2 separate regions of the Homo sapiens genome follow, and region 2 is linked to region 1. A link is a loop called in an ENCODE intact Hi-C map of the cell type or tissue named here. Cell type or tissue: PC-3. All regions are shown on one strand. Links, peaks and the distances in the headings refer to the core of each region. The heading gives the core; the rest is flanking DNA.

The links. A loop is a pair of places that touch in the nucleus more often than their neighbours do. Peaks named below come from ENCODE experiments on the same cell type or tissue, not always from the same donor. Only the 100,000 strongest peaks of a DNase experiment are listed, where the experiment ranks them.
Region 2: it touches region 1 in a loop (5-fold over the local background); 8 of 110 quality-filtered maps call a loop at or near these places.

Annotation. Positions count from the first base shown.
Region 1 is chr10:84,535,235-84,546,470 of GRCh38, forward strand. No RefSeq gene overlaps it. Among named protein-coding and RNA genes, the nearest start is that of CCSER2, 210 kb to the left of the region's middle. RefSeq lists enhancers at 19-518, 1,771-2,475, 7,805-8,304. In PC-3, for the core only: CTCF peaks have their summits at 2,385 (motif pointing left), 5,451, 5,653, 6,231 and 1 weaker place; DNase peaks (open chromatin) are centred at 2,337 and 4,997; H3K4me3 peaks cover 1,422 bases; H3K27ac peaks cover 925 bases.
Region 2 is chr10:84,737,872-84,749,107 of GRCh38, forward strand. No RefSeq gene overlaps it. Among named protein-coding and RNA genes, the nearest start is that of CCSER2, 410 kb to the left of the region's middle. In PC-3, for the core only: a CTCF peak has its summit at 5,818 (motif pointing left); no DNase peak of the experiment used is centred there.

The DNA of each region.
Region 1 (11,236 bases), core at 1,279-9,278:
CCCCGTCTCTACTAAAAAATATAAAAAATCAGCCAGGTGTGGTGGCGGGCGCCTGTAGTCCCAGCTGCTCAGGAGGCTGAGGCAGGAGAATGGCGTGAACCCGGGAGGCGGAGCTTGCAGTGAGCCGAGATCGCGGCACTGCACTCCAGCCTGGGCGACAGAGCGAGACTCCGTCTCAAAAAAAAAAGAAAAAAAAAAAAAAAAGAAATGCCTTTCATCTTCCACCATGATTGTGAGGCCACCCCAGCCACATGAAACTGTGAGTCCATTAAACTTCTTTTCCTTTATAAATTACCCAGTCTTTGGTATATCTCTATCAGCAGGATTAAAGCAGACTAATAGATCTTTGTATTAGTTCTGATAGTGCTTTTATGGGTTCCTTGGGATCTTCTGCACACAGGAGCTTGTCATCTACAGTAGACAGTATTACTTTTCCTTTCCCAGTGTGGATGCCTTTGTTCCCCACCTTGTACTTGCCTGATTGCACAGCCCCCTTTTCTCTCAAGGCTGATGCTGCTGAAGCTGGAACCCCCAAGAGAGATTGACTCCCCGTGGCCATAGACCTATGCTGTGACCTTTGGTGGCCCAGGAGGATAGCAGCAATGAGCCACAGCTGCCTTCCAACTTTGTGGGGGTGGGAAGGCAAAGCCTGTGCTCACTGTCAGATGTCCATCACAGGCCCATGTGGCCATGGGGCATGGCCCCAGGTCTCTGGACCCTCTAATTTGGGATCCCTAGTTCTGAGAGCCCCACTGAAGATTTTGCATCTGATTCCTACCTTATTCCTCCAAACACACTGTGTAGCAAGAGATGACTGTCTGGGCGCCACATGGTGACCCCAAATTGTTTTAATAAAGTTAGTCTTACATTATTCCTTATCAGTGAGTGAAGCAGTGGGAATCTTAGGAATATAGCACAGAGGGTTTGGGAAGCTGAGTATGCCAGACTGTAGGGCCTGTGGTGTTTAGATATATGCTCCCCAAACTGAGGCAAGGCCTCATGTCTAATATTGATTTTTTAACACAGGAAGAGATTTAGAGAGGGAGGTTGAGGGGGAATCACTTCTCATGGAACCAAGGAGCTTCAGGGAAGGTTAAGCTGCCTTCAGAGGGTTATTTAGAATATCTGAGGGGGTGGAGTTTAAAGAAAGAATATTCAATACTATAATTTTAATTTTGTTTTCCAAATCTGAGTTTCTTTTGCTGTAATATAAACTTGAAAATTAAATTCAACAAAATCATTTTTGTTCTTGGAAACAGAAAATACAGCGAGTTTCAAAGGAAACAACAGGGAGTTTGGGGGTTTCTATGGTCCTGCAGGTGGAGACTGCGCTGGAGAAAACCCAGCGTTATTACACCCACGTGGGTGTGGAATGCAGAAGCCTGGTCGCATAATAATACATGATGTTTATTGAGTGTTCTCTGACACTCAACAATAATAGTTAATGTTTGTTGAGTGCTTTATAAATGCAACCATTATAAATGAAGGACCACTCTTGTTTAGTGTTGACGGAGGGTGCAGTGGAAAAACTAAAACACAGTCCGGGAGCCAAAAGTTCACAATAGTGTCAACTCTTTACTTGCTTTGTCAAAAATGGTGACGGGATCCAAATACACTGCACAATGACATTCGTAAAGAGATTTGTTCACCTCTCCAGCCCACTTCCCACAAGCCTTCCCCACAGCACAAGCTGCTCCCAGACATCTTTCTTCCCAGTGCACCTACCACATCCCTCCCTCCCCATCCAGTTTCTGACCCCAAAGAGCAGCAGGGCCAGAAGTCAGTTCTCCCACCTTGGCACAAAGAAGAGCCCATGCGGAGGCCTCATTTCCAACATCTCGTAGACCAACAGGCACAAGAGTGTCACACTGGGGTCTAGAAGCATGACTCCATGTGCTGTGCTGGGTGCTTTATGTGTTGATGATGATAATGATGGTAGCTTCTAACCCTTGATGTTCTGTGTGGCCAGGCATTGTTCTAAGCGCTTTATATCCTGCCCTCAAATTCTTGCAACATTCCTAAGAAGCAGGCACTAGCCTCACTATTTTACAGAGGAGAAACTAAGGCTTGAAGTTAGATACCTTGCCTGCACTTACAGCTATTAAATGGCGAAATAGAATTTGAAACCAGGTCATCTGCATCAGAATCCATGCACTTAATCACAAGGCTACTACTACATCTCCAGCTATATTTCATCTCAGTTCGTTTTCACAATAGCATTTCCTTTTTCACATGATAAAACAGAGGAGAGGCTCAGAGTGTTAAAAGTCAATGGCCCAAGTCATAGAGCTATTAAAGGAGTGGAATAGGCCGGAGCGATAGTGGGGAGGGCCGGCGGGAGGCTGAAGGCGGTAGTCTATTGTACAATGCTGCCATCTAGTGGTAAAATCTGAAACCTTCCTTATACGTACCCCGCCCATTTCTAAAAATGATTTACAGTTGCTTGAAGTTTCAGAAGATGGAAACCCTGTCAAATCCTCAAAGTATTAAAATAAAAGTGAAAGGAAAACAACCATATCATAATGGAGGAATAGCTGAGGCAATAGTTTTTAACTGAGAACCTACTTGGCTCTGAGTTTCCTGGCAGCCAAGGCTAAGAAGGAAATGTGTGTTCCATTGCTTATTGCACAATAAAAAGTCGATTAATCCATCACAAGACCAGCCTTGGACTTCATTTTTAATTCAACAACAATGGCACTAAAGATGTTGTAGGTGCCCTCCTGTGGACATTCATTTACCTGGAAAAGCCAACCAAGGGTCCCGATGGAACAAGTATGCTTGTTTATATAGGGGCCCTGGCTCAGCCTTTCCCCAAGCAGTCATTCCTGGGATGAGAATGACCCATGAAGGCTTTCAGCAAATGCTATCCACTAGGTCTTTCGGGCCCAGGCACCACCCACATTTGTGGTAGTTTTGGTTCAGTTATGTTTCGAAGGCAGCGCTGAGGGCCTGGCCCCTTGGTTTGGACTTTGGGTGGTGGCAGTGACAGTGCTCTGTTGTTCCATGAGCTCCAGAGATGTACTCTAGACCTGCGCTGTCCAATAAGGCAGTCACAGGTTACATGTGGCTCCTGAGCACTTAAATTGCAGCTGGTCTGAACTGAGATGCCCTGGAAATATAAAATCCACAGCAGATTTCATATAAAAAAGGAAAAATATCTCATTAATAATTGTTATACTCATTACATCTTGAAATAAATTATTTCATGCTGGATTAATAAAAAATAAGTTATTAATTTTACTTATTTCTTTTCACATTATAAAATGGGACTTTTAAAAAATTTAAAATTGAGTATGTGGCTGGCACTGTATTTCTTTCACGTCTAGAGATAGAAGAAATACTCTAGAGAGAGTATTTCTCTCTCTTCCTGGCTCCAGAGAGGTGGACTAGGCACTCTGGTCACCACGGGTAATGCCCCAAAACCCTAAGAACCTTTTGTGTTATTATGGGAGAACAGTTGTCTTTGTCTTCTAGATGCAGGCTAGCTTAGAGTTGAAGAATTTGGCTAAAGTGTTCAGTGGCTCCAAACAACTTTGCTCTGCCAGTTGGGACACGTTCTCTGTGTCAGCAGGCCAGGGATTGGGGTGGGGGTGTTGTCAACAATGGGAAAGGAGGGGCAGGGGGAAGGCAAGTTTGTTTCTCAGAAGTAGAATGAGCCACCCCTGCACCTGAAGTGGGTGTCTCTTTTGAAAAGGATTCTTTGGTCTCCAGGTATACAGTGCTCCTTCCATCACTGGGGTCCAGGTCTGGGCCCCAGCATTTGGACTTCACTCACCAAGGCCAGCTCTGATTTGCTGATGTATCAGTTATAGTTTTCAGAAGCCAATTTGCAAATTTCCTTTCAGATCTTAAAAAGGCTGGAAAGCAGAGAGATGAGGGCATAAAGCTTTGTAAATTATCAAAATCCCAAGCACACACATCTTCAAGCGCACAGGAACCACAAGTCCCCAATCATTATTGTGGTTCTGCTTTTTCCCCTATATTATGTGTTACAATATTACGAGTCAATTTCCCAGAAGTTTTAGCTGCTTTTCTCTGGCTGCACTAATTATATCAATAACAAACTCACAATCACATCAAATGACTGTCAACATATCCCAGTGCGCCATGCTCCATGAAATGACTAAATAAAGCAAAATTCCTTTATGGATTCCTTGGAGTATAACTGATCACAAGTTTGAGAATCTTGGGCTAAATCCAAAAGATGGCATCAAGCTCCCAGGCAGCTGGCCAAAATGTGAAGGCAATCTGCCTGGATGAACTTCTTCAAAATTTCCAGTTTACTCTTAGCACATCTAAGGTCACTGTATGAGTCCGTTTTCATGCTGCTGATAAAGAGATACCTGAGACTGGGCAATTTACAAAAGAAAGAGATTTAATGGATTTACAGTTCCACATGGCTGGGGAGGCCTCACAATCATGGCAGGAGGTGAAAGGCAGGTCTCACATGGTGGCAGACAAGAGAAGAGAGCTTGTGCAGGGAGACTCTGTTTTTCAAACCATCAGATCTCACGAGACTTATTCACTATCACAAGAACAGCACGGGAAAGACCTGCCCCCATGATTCAGTTACCTCCCACCAGGTCTCTCCCACAATAACTGAGAATTCAGGATGAAATTTGGGTGGTGACATGGCCAAACCACATCAGTCACACTCCAATTCTTGAATGAAACTGGGTAGGACCAGTGCCCACCCAAATGATCAGAAGGGAGTGTGTGCCTCCCACACAGTAACTCCCCATTAAATGTGAGTTCTCACGTCAGAGGTGCATAGGGCTGGGGAGCCAGAAGTATGTGAGGTCTCTTTCTGGGCTTAAAGCAGGGAAGGAACCCAGAAGCCCCCTGCTGAGCAGAGGACTCACTGTGGGGTTTGCCCTTTGGTAAGTCTGAATTTTGGTGGTCGAATTCAAAAGCCTCCTGTAGCGTGCAAAGGACACAGCTTCAGAGCCTTCCAGGGTGGCTAGCTCATGGTGGTCACGCCCCACCTCCTGTGGAATGAATGGATTCCACAGGGCTTAGTTGTCTGTTACTGTCTTGTTTCCTGTTACCCTGGGCTATGTCTCTTAGGCTGCCTCCAAATCTTCAGGGCAGCCTTGGAGGAGCCTCACACCGGACTCAGGCTAGAGCTCCCAAGGGAGAGCAAAGCCGTGGGGTGACTAGGTGCTCAGTGAGTCCCCAGGGGAAAGGGAAACTTGGGGAACAGGATGCAGGGCTGTGCTACCTGGCAGCCCTCCTTTCAAAGGGGATGCATCTCTGGCCATCATAAAAGATTCAGTTCTGTCAAGGGCCTTCCAACATGCAGAGCGTGAATGAGGCCTGTCAAGGGGCTCCCGGGGCCTCCCTCCCTTCGCCTCCTTCCTCCAGATGATGTTTCTTTCCCTGGGGTCTTGGCAGCTGGTCCTGAGCTCCCGGCGGCCCATTTCCCGGACCTGCGTTCCCAGGCATGGCCACACGAGTGCGCCCGGCTCCCGCTCCGGATCCGCCTCACCGGGGCTGAGTCAGGCTAGCTAACGGGCCGCGGGATCCCAGGGCCGGGTCCCCCGACCCTGCCTGATCATCTGAGGGGCAACTTCGCTGCGCTTGGAAATCCTCTTGACGACTTTGTCTGCCAGGACGCCCCAGCGGGGCCAGCTGAGCGTCCTGGCCTGCGGCTACAGCCTATGGTGAGGGGTGGAAACGGCGCCCTCCTCCAGTGCTGCAGAAGTGATGAAGATTCCCGCGACCTGGAGGCACCAAGTCCTTCTCAAGCGCAGGGGAGAGGGAGGGCGCGGTGCGGGGGGGTCCTGGGGGGCTCCCTCGGAATGAGGGATGGGTCTCCCGACGGCGCCCCCAGCCAGGGCCAGAAGCGTGGGCGCGCCGCGTTCCCGGTGCTTCCGTGCAACACGTTTCTGTCTCTCCCGTTTTCCAGAGGGAAAATTTGCCGTGGGAAGCAAGGATTCCCGAGCCTCGGTCCTGTCCACGCGGTGCAGGGCACCTGTCCAAGGTGGGCCTGGCCTGGCCCTGCCCAGATTCAGCCAGGTGACCGGGGCTGCAGGCAGATCCAGATGACAACGAAGTGCTCTCCCCTCCATTCTCCAGGCCTCTCCTGCGGGGACCCAGCTGGAAGGCCTATGGGCTCCCACCCCTCAGGGCAAAGGCTGGACTTAAGGGCCAGGCTTTCCAGGTGTCATTTCCTCTCCGAACCTCTGGGTGTCACTCACCTCGAATTTCCTGTCTTTAGTTGGGCATTGGCCGACAGAGCGCGGAATCTCTGCTGCCCTGCTCAGGCAGAAGGGCTTGGCCTCCTTCCCACAGGCCATGGTCCCCAAACACCACTCAGCACCCCCAGGCAGGCTGCACATCTGGATGGGCATAGGGGGAATAGGATCCCACACTCACCCTCACCATGGCCTCAGGCTGTGCAGAGCATGCTTCCAGGTCCTTGACTTTGGGTTTGGGCAGATGACTTTGGCCAATGGAATATTAGCAGTCATAGGGTTAGCAGAGGCTTTCAATGTGCTTGAGAGATTGGCTTTGCATCCCCGCACTTCACTGATTGAACCTAAATGAGAAGCGTTTCCTCCTGGTAGCTGCTGCCCTTTCATCCTGGATCCCATAATAAGCACACATAGAGCAGGCCTGAGCCCAACCTGCAGTGGGAAGCCGAGCCCTGCAGTCCCACTGCCCGAAGCAGAGCCGACCTGCTGAGCCCAGCCTTGACAAGCATCCAGTTGTCTTCAGTGGGCCACACTTACAAGCATGGGAATTAGTGCTTATTGTCATATGCCACTGAGAGCTTGTGGAGGTTGTCCAGCAAAGCTGACTGACCAATGTCCTTTTCTCAGTCAGGCCTGAATGACTCATAGCCCAATTCCATGATACAAATGATATCATTGAGACAATGATATTTTGAAAATTGTGCAAGCCACAGAGCTGTCTTCCTAAGAGCTTGTATGGTGTGTATGGTGTATATGCTTGTGTGTGTGTGTGTGTGTGTGTGTGTGTGTGTGTGTGGTGTATGTGTGTAGGCAGGGGAGGACACTATCTTCAGTCAGAGTTCAGGCAAATGCCCTGCACCACCAGTACAAGGTGAGGGGCCAGGCTGCTACCCAGCATCACCCCGGGATGGAATTCCGCAAAGACTTGATAGAGGGGCCCAACTTGATACAACAGTGTTCTTATTAATTGTCTCCAAATCTTGTAGCCTCCACTTATGGAACAATTGACACCGCATAGAGAGATTGTGATTTTCTTTCCTTTTCTCTGTTGGGTAGGGCTAGAGCAGCTGTCTTGTCTCATTCAAAGCCATGGAAGACGCCACCGCCAGTTACGCTGGTATTTCCAAGCATCATAGCTTTCCTTCCCTGTAGCTCAAGTACAACAGCATGTTCTAAGGATCCTGATTTGCCTCGAGTTTACACACCTGATAAGTGGTTTCCTTTGCAAGAGCCATAAAACACAGTGGATGGTGACCTGCGGGCCCAGCACAGGTATTCTAAAGCAATTAGCCACCAGCCAGGAAAAGCCATTATACGAACAGTGGGCTGAGTTGTGATGGACAGGTCGTATTCCATGAAGATTCCCGATTAGAACTCTGGAAAAGGAGCGAACAGACAGATTGGCAAGCCTCCGCCTCTACTTTTACCCATTAGTAGCCCTCCGCAGGTCACGGGGTGTTACAGCTGGGCTTTGGCTACTGCAGCCCCCTCTGCCTCCCTTGCTGCAAAGCTGAACCCAGTGGTTGACTGGGGGGGATTTCTGGCCAGGCCTGGACCCCTCCCCCTCTCCACTCCTCCCCAGCCTTTACTGCCCTGTGTCTTTCTGGGGCATTGCTTTGTGCAAAGACAAGTAATACCAGGGAGTTGTCAGGAAATATGCCCCTCACAGACCCCCTAGGACTCACTGCAGCTGACATCTGAGCTGCTTCTCTTCTAAAATGTTGCTCCTAAAGCTCAAAAACAGGAGCAGATTTCAGCAGCTGCTCCAGTTTCTCTCGGCGTGATGAAATAATGAGGGAGAATTGCCCCGTGACATCTGATACAGAACGTTCCTGTTTCCAGTTTACCCACATAACAAGATAGTTTCATTGATAATGAGATAAGCAGAGAGCGGTGCTCGGGAAGGCCTGGTGTCATTATGGAGCTATTTCTATGTTAATGGCGATGAGAGGAGAATGCAGAAACGGCTGTCACAGATTGACAAGGGTGATGTTAAATACGCCTGCTGCAATGCAGCCGCCGTGGAAGGCCCCATTCAATACGTGGGCTGAACAAACGGTGGGTGACTTGTATGCTTTGTGGAGAAGGGGGTGTTTGTGCCCCTCTCTGAACCCTCCTTGCCCTGCTCCCACAATCTTTGAAGCCGTCTCTCTCACCTTCTCTTGTCGGGCATTTGACCCTCTCTGCCTACGGGCCAGCCTCCCAGGGTTATCCAAGAAGGGTCTTTGAGATAGATACAAAGCTCAGGTCATCAGCCTGGGAGGAGGCCGATCATACTTTAAGGGGCCCAAAGTTGAAGATAGGGAAACTGACTCTAAGCTGGACAAGGGATAAAGTCATGAGATTAACTGAAGTAGATGATGGAGAACCAGATCCAAACTTGCTTAGGTGGGAGCAGTTCAGGTGTGGCTGATTTGGGTTTGACAGAAGCCGTACGGATGCTGTTTCTTTCCATCCTTCTTTACGCTCCTGTCTCCTCCATGTCATGTCTGGTCTCAGGCTCCTACCCCTGGCAGGACAGCCACAATCTGTTAGGCTCTAGGGGGAGAGGGAGAGTCCCTTTCTAGGAAACCCAGTAAAGGTGTCACTCCCTACCTGTGACTTAGATTGGGCCATGTGTTCATCTCTAAAACTGCATCAGTTGAGAAGCAATACTCTGACTGGCCAGGCCTGGGCCATGGAGTCTACCTGAGTCACGTGGTCTGCAGGCAATGGTCTTTCGTAAGCCATTGCCAGAAGTCCAGTGAATCATACTCATCTTCTTTTGGGCTCACATTTTTTTTTTTGTTTGTTTTTCCTTCTTGAATCATTGTTGTCTGAGAAACGAGGGACAGAGAAACTGCGCATACTGCTCCTCTCCCTGTCCCATAGGAAGAGGTCTTTAGCGTGGCCCAGAGCCTTCCTGGTTAGGCCTCTACCCTCCCACCCCAGCTGCCTCTCCGACCCATCCCGGTCCCCCAAACAGCGTGCTTTTCCATCCTTGTGCTTTTACATGAGCATCTGCCCAAGGGGCCCAGACTTTCCTTCTCCAACCAAAAGACTCCTATGGATCCCTCAGGACCCAAATTGTCTCACCCCTTCTGTGATGCTTTCCCCGAGTTCTTCCAGGCATTTGTCTACGGTCTGACTCCCTGTAAAACTCTTTATCACATTGTTATCTCATGACCCTAGGAGGCTAGGAGCTCCTGGAAGACTGTATTTTAAAGTATTCTTTATTTTTTTTAGAGACAGGATCTCACCTGTCATCCAGGCGGGAGTGCAGTGGCGCGATCATGGCTTACTGCAGCCTTGACCTCTTGGGCTCAAGTGATCCTCCTGCCTCAGCCTCTTGAGTAGCTAGGACTATAGGGGTATGCTACCACGCCCAGCTACTTTTAAAAAAAATATTTTTGGCTGGGCGTGGTGGCTCATGTCTGTAATCTCAGCACTTTGGGAGGCCAAGGCGAGCGGATCACCTGAGGTCAGGAGTTCAGCCTGGCCAACATGGTGAAACCCTGGCTCTACTAAAAAATACAAAAAAATTAGCCGGGCATGGTGGCGGGCACCTGTAGTCCCAGCTACTCAGGAGTCTAAAGCAGATAATCGCTTGAACCCAGGAGGCAGAGGTAATCGCTTGAACCCAGGAGGCAGAGGTTACAGTGAACCAAGATCATGCCACTGCACTGCAGCCTGGGTGACAGAGCAAGACTCTGTCTCAAAAAAAAAGGATTTTTGTAGAGGTGGGGTCTTGCTATGTTTCCCAGGCCGGTCTCAAACTCCTGGACTCAAGCAATCCTCCCACCTTGGCCTCTCAAAGTGTTGGGATTACAGGGATGAGCCACTGTGCCCAGCCAAAATATTCTTTTCAGTTTTTTTTTTATTATGAAACATTTTCAAACATTAAAAAAAACAAAACATTTAAATATGTGTTCACCACCCAAATCTAATAGATGATAACAGCTTGCCACATTTGTTTTACCTTTGTCTCTCTCTTTGAAGAAATAAAATATTAAAAGAATACAACTAAAGCCCCAACACTCCCATTCCCTTCCCCTCTACTCCCAGGCTTCTGAAGTTGAGTTAAATCTCTATTCAATTTCACACTCTTCAGAATTATTCATGTTAATTTATAAATATGTTTTGTTCATTTGTACCGCAGTGGAGTGCTTTTGATTGTAAGAATAAACCATGGTTACTTATCCTTTTCCCTCCTGGGGAGTACATTTGTTTCTGACTTTTCAACATTGTAAACCTTCTGCAGTGAATGTTGTTGCCTGTATCTCCTGTTGCCAAAGCAAGAATCTATCAGCAGGTACACTAGTAGTGGAATTGTTGGCTTTACATAGGGTGTGTGCATCCTCAGCTTTAAAAAACATTGTCAAGGCCAGGTGCCTTCCCAAGTGCCTTCCCAGCTACTCAAGAATTAGAGCAGGGAGGATTTCTGGAGCCCAGGAGGTTGAGACTGCAGTGAGCCATGACTGCACCACTGCATTTCAGCCTGGGCAACATAGTGAAACCCTGTCTCAAAATCAACAACAAAACATGAATAAACTTTACTTGAGTTTTCTCCAAGTTCAGTCTGACTATAAGAAAATGAAGTCATATTTTGGTTCATTTTTATTTGCCCTATGACTGATGGGGCCAAGCCTTTTTTCATATGCTCGTTGGTCATTCAAGTTTTCTCTTCCACAAATTGCTTGTTTTCCTAATTAACGGGTTGTCAGTCTCTCTGTGCCCTGGAGCCAACTCCTTTGTTTGTTATACACAACCTTGTCTTATCCATCAGTAGTACATCCCTGCATCTTTCTCAGTGCCAGACAAGGGGCCAGCCATTGATAAATTTTTACTGGAAAAGGGAGAAATGAAGAAGACAAGCCCTCTGGAACCTGCAAAGCTGTTCTGACTGTCCCCTGGGGGTGACCTGCATGAGCACAGGCCTGTTTAGGAGATGGATCTGCCTGGGAACTCGGCACTAGGTCTGAGCAGATAGACAGCAGTGACAGCCAGACTGGGCAGGGAGATGGCCGATGGGGAGGGGGCTGCTGAGTCCAGTGGACCCT
Region 2 (11,236 bases), core at 2,207-10,206, 200 kb after region 1:
ACCAAAAGGTTGTTATGTGGCTAATGATTGTAACTACAGTTGGCCCTTCATATCTGTGGGTTCCATATCAGTGGATTCAACCAATTGCGGAGCCAAAATATTCTAAAAATTGGAAAAATAACAATACAACAATAAAAATAATACAAACACAATACAATATAGTATAACAACTATTTACATAGCATTTGCATTTTATTTGGTGTTATAGGTAATCTAGAGATAATTTAAAATACTGTATATGGGAGGATGTGTATAGGTTATACACAAATGCTATGCCATTTGAACATCTGCAGAGTTTGGTATCACAGGAGCTCCTGGAACCAATACCCTGTGGATATCAAGGGATAACCATATTTATAAAACAGAAAATGGCAGAAATAACAAATAAATTTAAAGGGAGAAATAAAATATAAATATAAAATATAAAAATAAAAAATAAAATATGCAATAAAATAATAAAGCTCACATACACAATATTAGAAAAAGGACAAGGAAAGAGAGGCAGAGACTTTAAAAAAAAAACACAGAGAATTGTATTTTTTAAAAGTTAATGTATGACCAGTAATGTAGTAAGTTTGTCTACACCAGCATCACTACAAACACAAGAGCAATATGCTGCACTATGACGTTAATGACATTATGGCTATGACTAGATAATAGGAATTTTTAGATTCATTATAATCTTATTGGACCTCCGTTGTATATCTGGTCTGTCATCGACCAAAACAGCATTATGAGGCTCATGATTGTATTTCCTTACTGATTTTTCTAACTACTGATTTCTCAATTAATCATAGAGGTGTGTTGAAGCCAAAAAATATAGTAATATATTTCTCTCTTTTTGTGGTTCTAGCAATTGTTGCCTTATGTATTTTGACCTGAGTTTTATATCTGGACTCATTATTATGATTCATTGACATGCGTATCTGTTCTTTCACTAATAGAAGCTGTCTTGGTTACTGTAAGGTCATTGTAAGTCTTAATGTCAGATAGTGTAATTTCACCAACTTTGTTCTTTTTCATAATCAGCTTGACTATTATAGTGCCTTTGTTTTTCCATATAATAATTAGGTCACTGACTTCTGAAAAAAAATCCTGCTGGAATTTCTTGTGATTGCTTTCAAACCATAGATCAGTTTGAAGAGAAATAATATTTTAACAATAATGAGTCTTCCAATCCTGCACATAGTATATTCTTTTCTTTTTCTTTTTTTTTTCAGATGGAGTCTCGCTCTGTCACCCAGGCTGGAGTGCAGTGACATGATCTTGGCTCACTGCAACCTCTGCCTCCCCGGTTCAAGTGATTCTCCTGCTTCAGTCTCCCGAGTAGCTGGGATTACAGGAGCGTGCCACCATGCCGAGCTAATTTTTTGTATTTTTAGTAGAGATGGGGTTTCACTGTGTTAGCCAGGATGGGCTCGATCTGACCTTGTGATCCGCCCACCTCGGCCTCCCAGAGTGTTGGGATTACACGTGTGAGCCACCAGGCCCGGCCCATATATTCTCTTATTCACTCATTTACTTAGATCTTTTCAAATTTTCTCATTATTGTCTTACAGTGTTCAGCCTACATATTTTGTCCTTATTTAGATTTATACCTAATATTTCATATTTTTGTGTTATTTTCAATGTTATTTCAACTTCCATTTGTTCATTGCTAGTATATTGAAGTACAATTAATTTTTTTGCATTGTTCTTCTTCCCCATGATCTTGCTAAAGTCACTTTTTATTCCTAGTAGCTATGTTATAGATTCTTTTGGATTTTCTATGCAGACAATCATGTCTTCAGCAAATTGAGACTTTTTTTTCCCTTCAGTCTCTATTTTATTATTATTGTTTTTTGCTGTAATACACTAGACTTTGAAAATACTGTACACTTGGTCTACACTCTTGACCCACTCCCCTACTTTCTCCCATGCAGCAGCTGGAGAGTGTCTTCCTCCCAGGAGAGGGACTTCCTCCTGCAATGTCCTTCCAGTGCCCTCTACTGAGAAAGCACAACATTGTGCTGAATTTACAGGAAAGATGCTTAAATTAATTCTATTATCACAGAACATACATTGAAAATAAATATAGAAATGAGATGTAATAAATTAATAAATGGCACACCTCTTTTGCGATATTAGCATTTAATGCTAAAATTGTTGCCAAGTACTGCATCTCACAAATTAATGTATGCTGTGTTTTCATTTTCATTCAAGTTATAATATTTTCTAATTTCTCTTTTGACTTGGTCTTTGACCTACGGGTTATGCAAAAGTGTGTTTTGAAATTTCTCAATATTTGGATATCTCTAGCTATTCTTCTGTTATTGATTTCAAGTTTAATTTTGTTTTTATAAGAGAATATACTTTATATGACATTAATCATTTTAAATTTGTTGAAGTATGTTTTATGACCTGGAGTATGATTTATCATGGTGAATATTCCATGTGCACTTGAGAAAAACATGTATCCCGTAGTTGCTCATGAATGATTTCTCTAGATGTCAGTCAGGTCAAGTTAATTTGTAATGTTTTTAAGTCTAATGTATATTCTGATTTTGTTCTATTGATTACTAAGAGAAGATTTTGATGTCTGCCACTAAAATTGTGGATTTTAAAATTTAGCCTTTAGTCCCATCAATTCTTGCTTTCCTTATTTTGATACTCTGTTTTTAGTTGCATAGACATTTAAGATTGTTCTGTTCTCTTTGTGATTGATCCCTTTCTTATTATGAAATGCTCCTCTTTATTCCTGGTAATATTCCTTGTTCTTAAGTTTATGTTACCTGTTAGGAATATGGCTTATCCATCCTTCTTTTGATTAATATTTTGATGGAAGTGTAAACAGTTCAGTTATATTTAGGAATTGGGGTATGTTTGACTTGTTCTGTTTACCTTCAATGTACCACTGTCTTGAAGTTATTTTGATATTATTTTGTGCATAGAGTGGAAACTGGGGTACTAGAAAAATATTATCATTGTTCCAGCTTTGCCTTTAGTTTTAGACCTTTCCTATGCATCTGTGCACAGAGGGGATCTCTCTGTGCCCTCTACCATACCCCTCTAGTAAATTCTTACTGCTTTTTACTCTTTTGTTGCTTGACTGGTTTTACAAGTGTACTTTTTAATTTTCAAGTGTTTGGAGAATTTTCCCTGTTTTGACTTCTACTTTAATTACATTATAATAAGATAATATACTTTGTATGATTCTTTTTCTTTTAAATTCGTTAAGGTTTGGCCAGGTGTGGTGGCTTATTCCTGTAATCCCAGCAGTTTGGGAGGCTGAAGCGGGAGGATCGCTTGGGCCCTAGAGATCAAGACCAGCCTAGGCAACATAGCTAGACCACCATCTCTTAAAAAAATATATTGTTAAGATTTGTTTTACAATCTAGGATATGGTATATTTTAGTGAATCTTTCTTGTGAATTTGAAAAGGATGTGACTTCTGCTATTGTTGGATGAAGTGTTCAAAAAATGTTGGTTAGATCCTATTGATTTATGGTATTGTTGAGTTCTATATTTTTTTCTGATATTCAATCTATGAGCATTGTAATTTCTATCTGTAACAGAAAATTTGTCAATTTCTCCTTCAGTTTTCTCAGTTTTTATGCCCTGTATTTTGGAGCTCTGTTGTTAGGTGCATACACATTTAGGGTTGTTATATCTTCATGACAAATTGACTGTTGAATCATTATGTAAGGTTTCTCTTTATTTCTGGTAATTTTCTTTGTGCTGAAATCTACTTTGTCTGATATGAATATAGCAACTCCAACTTCTTTTGTAAGAGTTTGCATGGTATATCTTTTTCTATCCTTTTCCTTATAACCTATTTGAAGCATTAGATTTCACATGGACAACATATAGTTGTATTATGTTTTGCTACCCATTCTAATGATCTCTGTCTTTTAATTGGTGTGCTCAGACCATTTACATTTAATACAGTTATTGATATATTTGTATTCCACTTTACCATTTTATTATTTAGTTTTGTTTGTTCTCTTCATTTTTGTATCTCCATTCTCTATTTTCTGCATTCTTTTGCACTTTTTGAATATTTTTTGGTATTCTATTTTACTTGCCCATTGAGTCTTTGACTATATCTCCTTGAAATTTATTTTAGTAATTGCTCTAGAGAATTACTTAACTTTATATTTAGTCTAATTAGACTACATATTTTATCAACATCAAATGGATGTTGATATATCTTACCACCATATAGATCCCTTTTCTTACTAGGTGCATTGAAAACCCTGCAAGACAATGTTATAATTTTAACTTTCAACCATGAAACATATCTTAAGGATCTCAAGAGAAAGTAGTCTATATTTACCCAGATATTTACCATTTTGTTTTCTTCTTTCATTCCTTATGTTCCATTTTTCTTTCTGGTATTATTTTGCTTCTATCTGAAAAATTTGCATTAACAATATTTTTCTAAAGCAGGTCTGCTGGCAAATAATTCTCTTAGGTTTTCTTTATTTGAGAATATCTTATTTCTCTTTTATTTTTTGAAGAATATTTTCACTGAATAAAGAAATCTGGGCTGATGGTTCTTTCCTTTCAGTACCTAAAAATGTGTGCTACTTTATTCTGAACTCCATGATTTCTGATAAAAAATTCATTGTCATTTGAATTATTGTTTTCCTACAAATAATGCGTAGCTTGTCTCTGTTTAAAGGTTTTTAATTGCCTTCTATTCTTAGCAGGTTGCATATGTGTCACAGAGCATGGATTTCTTTGGGTTTGTCCTCTTAGGAATTTGTTGAACATTTTGAATCTTTAAGTTTATGTCTGTTGCTAAACAGGAAATTTCCAGCTATTAATTCTTCAAACATTTTTTTTCAGGTCTACATTCTTTTCTTATCTCCTTTTGGAACTCTAACGATACAATGTTAGACCTTTTTTATTATCGCACATGTTCCGAAGGCCCTGTTAATTTTTCTCAAATCTATTTTTTCTCTGTTACTCTGACTGGATAGTTTTTATTAAACTATCTTTGAGTTCACTGATCCCTTCCTCTGTCATATCCATTCCAATATTGAGACCTTTTAGTGAGGTTTTTTCCAATTGTAGTTATTGTATTGTTCAGTTGTACTATTTCTGTCCAATTCTGTTTCTTGCTGTAACTGTCTATTTTTTTATTTGTTTCACGAGTGTTAGAAATTACTTGGTGGAACATTTTTGTGATAGCTGCTTTAAGTTCTTTTTCATATTTTGAAACAGGGTCTCCCTCTGTCACTCGAACTAGAGTGCAGTGGTATGTTCATAGCTCACAGTAACCTCGAACTGGGATCCTCTTGCCCCAGCCTTCCTAGTAGCTAGGACTATAGGTATGCAACACCATATCCAGTTGATTTTTATTTTTTATTTTTTTATTGAGATGGGTTCTCTGTATGTTGTCCAGGCCGGTTACAAATTTTTGGCCTCAAGCAATCCTCACACCTTGGCCTCCCAAAGTGTTGGGATTACAGGTGTAAGCCACTATGCCTGGCCAATTGCTTTACGTTTTTTGTCAGATATTTTTAATATATTTTATTTTTACATTAGCATCTGTTGATTTTTTTTTGCCCTGTGTGAAGTGATATTTTTCTAATTCTTCATATATTGAGTACTTTTGGATTTGTTCCTGGGCATGAATATTATGTCATGAGGTACTGAGTCTTTAAAAATATTTATGTTAAATGTTATTTTTGTTTCAGCAAGCAATCAACCTGTTTAGGTTTAGGACACACAGTCCAGCCCACCTTCTGTGGACTGCAGTCCCAAAGTTAATTCAGTTTTCAGAGTCTTTGCAATGTTATTTTTAGTTGTCCTGTGTGTGTGCCACCCAGTGGCCACTCTGAGACCTGGGCAATAATCTGTGAGTTCCATCCTTAAATTCTTTGCTGTATTGATTAAATCAGATCTACCCATGGTCAACTTTGGGGTGAGAACAGAAATTCATTAACAAATCTTTATGGTGCCTCTTTCCCAAGCTATTCCCTCTCTCTGATTTCCTGCCTATTATTTTCTATATAGTTTCCTGGGCCTCTGATTTTTAATTATTATGTCAGAAAACTGGGGATTTAGTTGCTTCTCCATATATGCTTCTGCATCTAGAGAGAAACAGCAAGAAGACACAAGGAGAAATAAAATTAATAGAGGATTGACCCACCTTCTTGGGATTGGGGCTCCATGGACTGCAAAAAGCAGTTTTCCTCACTCAAAACTTGGATTCCTGTGGGCTCTCATTCCATCTCTGCTGCCATCACAAAGAGATTGTATGGGGCCTGGGACCCAAGAATGTGGAAGAAAAAAAATTAACGCAAGAAGATTTCCATACTTTCTCTAGGTACTAAGAAATCCCCTTTCTGTTTATTGAACCAGAACTAGAGGGCTTTTCCTGGAGTTACTTTTACACGCTGGTGCCCAATTCTAGATTTCAGTTTTTTGTTTTTTTTCTTTCAGTCTTTGTTCAGGTTTTATAGTTGCATTCAGTGGGAGAGACACGGGGACTACACTTAGTCCATTGTACCCCAAACTGTAATTCCTCTATTAAATTTTTAGTACAACAATTCAACATTTTGTTTATTTTTAAGATGTTCATTTGTTCTAAGACCTTTATATTTTCTTTGTTTTTTTCTTTAATAGTTTATAATATTAATATAAACTATATTAACTTTCAACCAGGTAAAGATATGAAGGAAGTCTTTTATAATTTTGAAAATAATTTTACTTTTTCTCCCAACTATATTTGCTATTGTCTTGTTTATTTACATTGTGGTATTTCCTGTGTTTTTGGTTTTCCAATACTTTATTTACTACCCCATATCCTAATGGGACCATAGTATTTGAAATGGCAAAAACATTGAAGGCATCTATGTTTCTCTCTGTGTATGGCTGTGCTTTATCTCACATATAGTGATATGTAGTTTTATACATTTCATCTTTTCTGTCAAAATAGATTGTTAACAATTTGAATTTTTATCCTTTTATTTAGGAGACTAATGCTAATATTTCCTGATTTTTGGATGTGCTAGTGAGTATCCTGAGAATAAAGCCTATACATAGTTTCTTTTAAGAGCAATAGGATATTCTTAATGTGTCTTGTTTTTTATCTTTCTTTTTGTATACCATCTGTGGCTACTATAATAAAAATTATATTTTTGTGATTCTGGGATAGTGAGTTGGTATCAATTAATGACATCTAGATTGCTATCTATTTATTTCTCTATCTTCCTTACTGAGCTGTGACCACCTTAAGGGCAGGTGGAAACGGTTTCTTCATGTTTATGTTGTCAGCAGCCAGAACAGCCAGGCAACATGTGGATACAAAAATACTTATTCATATTATTTTCCGCTGTGTTAATTTCTTTGACATTCTATATGTTTCTCAACTCTATTTTCTATGTTACTAATTGATTTTTCTGCAACATCAGTTCTATTTTTAACTACTTCCCATACTAATTTAAATGGTTCCATAGTGACATTCAAGTTTATTCTGTTCCTTTTTCAAAGGTGCCAAATAAATAATTCCTCATCGTTTTAAGATGTTTCAATTTTGTTCAAATTTTCTGAGAGATCAGGTTTCCTGACAGGCTGTTTTGCAGTTCTATTTTCATTGTTTGTCTATGGTAAGAGCTTAAATTGTCCAAGTCCAGGATTTGTGATTGGGTCATTCTTGAAGGAACATTCTTTTTTTTTTTTTTTTTTTTTTTTTTTGGTTTAAAATAACAGAAATTCATTCTCACAGTTCCGTGGAGGCCAGAGGTCCAAAATGAATATAACTACACCAAAATCAAATTGCTGGTGGATGCTTCATCCTCCAGAATTTCTAGGAGAGAATCTGTTACTTGATGCTTCCCATTTTTTTGTGGCTACTGGTATTCCTTTGTTTGTGGCTGCATCACTCCAATCTCTGGCTTCATGGTCACATTGTCTTCTCTTCTTCTGTCTGCAATCTCCCTGCCTCTGATTAAACACACTTGTGATTGCACTTAGGACCTATCTAGATCATCCAAGAAAATCTCCCTATCTCAAGATCCCCAACTTAATCACATCAGCAAAGACCTCATTTCCATGTAAGGTAATATAGGGTTCATGGATTAGGACCGGATGTCTTGGGGGCCATTATTCAGCTTACTACAACATATATTTATACACTTTGTGCCTGGATGAGTTCTCAGTATTTTAAATGTCTTAAGTTACTCTCACAACAATCTATGATATAGGTACTATTATTTTCATTTTTCAGATGGCAAGGCTGATGCAGAGAAAGGTCATAATAATTTGCCCAAGCTCGATCATACTCACATGTTCTTTGACCACATGCAATTACTTAGAACCAACAACAAAAGCTATTTTTTAAATTTTCTATTCTGAAATAATTCCAGATTTACAATAAATCTGCAAAACAGTACAAAGCATTCCTATAACTTCACTTAGATTTTCCAAAGGTTAACATCTTACCACATTTACTGTACCATTTTCTCTCTGTATAATTTGTCCAGAACCAGTTGCATATACAATACTCTGTTAACCCTAAACGTTCAGTATGCATTTCCTAAAAAACAAGGACTTTTTCCTCAAGAAACCATGACATTATTAGCAAAATCAGAAAGTCACACTGTTATAAGCTATTAATAATTTAAAGACCTTACTCAAATTTTACCGATAGTCTCAAAAATGTCTGATAGAGCAAAAGTTTAAATTGATCAGGATCCAATCAAGAAACATGTGCTGCATATACTTGTCACATCTCTTTAGTCTCCCTTAACCTGAAATTTTTGACAGGCATAGGCTGGTAATTTTGTAGGATATTCCTCAGTTTAGCTTTTTCTGATATTTCTCTCCACTATGATCATGTTATATATTTTTGGCAGGAATATCACATAATTAATGTGTCTTTGGCACATTTTGTCAGGATTCACAAAATATAGAATTGTCTTATTAACAGTGATATTAACAATACAAATTTTTTTTGAAAAAGAAATACATTTCTAAAACTCTTAAGTCTGTGCATATAAAAACACTTTAAAATACCAATAACAGGATCTGAAATTGTGGCAATAATCAATAGCTTACCAACCAAAAAGAGTCCAGGACCAGATGGATTCACAGCTGAATTCTACTAGAGGTACAAGGAGGAACTGGTACCATTCCTTCTGAAACTATTCCAATCAATAGAAAAAGAGGGAATCCTCCCTAACTCATTTTATGAGGCCAGCATCATCCTGATACCAAAGCCAGTCAGAGACACATCCAAAAAAGAGAATTTTAGACCAATATCCTTGATGAACATCGATGCAAAAATCCTCAATAAAATACTGGCAAAACGAATCCAGCAGCACATCAAAAAGCTTATCCACCATGATCAAGCAGGCTTCATCCCTGGGATGCAAGGCTGGTTCAATATACGCAAATCAATAAATGTCATCCAGCATATAAACAGAACCAAAGACAAAAACCACATGATTATCTCAATAGATGCAGAAAAGGCCCTTGACAAAATTCAACAACACTTCATGCTAAAAACTCTCAATAAATTAGGTATTGATGGGACGTATCTCAAAATAATAAGAGCTATCTATGACAAACCCACAGCCAATATCATACTGAATGGGCAAAAACTGGAAGCATTCCCTTTGAAAACTGGCACGAGACAGGGATGCCCTCTCTCACTACTTCTATTAGACATAGTGTTGGAAATTCTGGCCAGGGCAATTAGGCAGGAGAAGGAAATAAAGAGTATTCAATTAGGAAAAGAGGAAGTCAAATTGTCCCTGTTTGCAGATGACATGATTGTATATCTAGAAAACCCCATTGTCTCAGCCCAAAATCTCCTTAAGCTGATAAGCAACTTCAGCAAAGTCTCAGGATACAAAATCAATGTACAAAAATCACAAGCATTCTTATACACCAACAACAGACAAACAGAGAGCCAAATCATGAGTGAACTCCCATTCACAATTGCTTCAAAGAGAATAAAATACCTAGGAATCCAACTTACAAGGGATGTGAAGGACCTCTTCAAGAACTACAAACCACTGCTCAATGAAATAAAAGAGGATACAAACAAATGGAAGAACATTCCATGCTCATGTGCAGGAAGAATCAATATCATGAAAATGGCCATACTGCCCAAGGTAATTTATAGATTCAATGCCATCCCCATCAAGCTACCAATGACTTTCTTCACAGAATTGGAAAAAACTACTTTAAAGTTCATATGGAACCAAAAAAGAGCCCGCATCGCCAAGTCAATCCTAAGCCAAAAGAACAAAGCTGGAGGCATCACGCTACCTGACTTCAAACTATAATACAAGGCTACAGTAACCAAAACAGCATGGTACTGGTACCAAAACAGAGATATAGATCAATGGAACAGAACAGAGCCCTCAGAAATAACGCTGCATATCTACAACTATCTGATATTTGACAAACCTGAGAAAAACAAGCAATGGGGAAAGGATTCCCTATTTAATAAATGGTGCTGGGAAAACTGGCTAGCCATATGTAGAAAGCTGAAACTGGATCCCTTCCTTACACCTTATACAAAAATTAATTCAAGATGGATTAAAGACTTAAATGTTAGACCTAAAACCATAAAAACCCTAGAAGAAAACCTAGGCAATACCATTCAGGACATAGGCATGGGCAAGGACTTCATGTCTAAAACACCAAAAACAATGGCAACAAAAAACAAAATTGACAAATGGGATCTAATTAAACTAAAGAGCTTCTGCACAGCAAAAGAAACTACCATCAGAGTGAACGGGCAACCTACAGAATGGGAGAAAATTTTCGCAACCTACTCATCTGACAAAGGGCTAATATCCAGAATCTACAATGAACTCAAACAAATTTACAAGAAAAAAACAAACAACCCCATCAAAAAGTGGGCAAAGGATATGAACAGACACTTCTCAAAAGAAGACATTTATGCAGCCAAAACACACATGAAAACATGCTCATCATCACTGGCCATCAGAGAAATGCAAATCAAAACCACAATGAGATACCATCTCACATCAGTTAGAATGGCAATCATTAAAAAGTCAGGAAACAACAGGTGCTGGAGAGGATGTGGAGAAATAGGAACACTTTTACACTGTTGGTGGGACTGTAAAGTAGTTCAACCATTGTGGAAGTCAGTGTGGTGATTCCTCAGGGATCTAGAGCTAGAAATACCATTTGACCCAGACATCCCATTACTGGGTATATACCCAAAGGACTATATATCATGCTGCTATAAAGACACATGCACATGTAT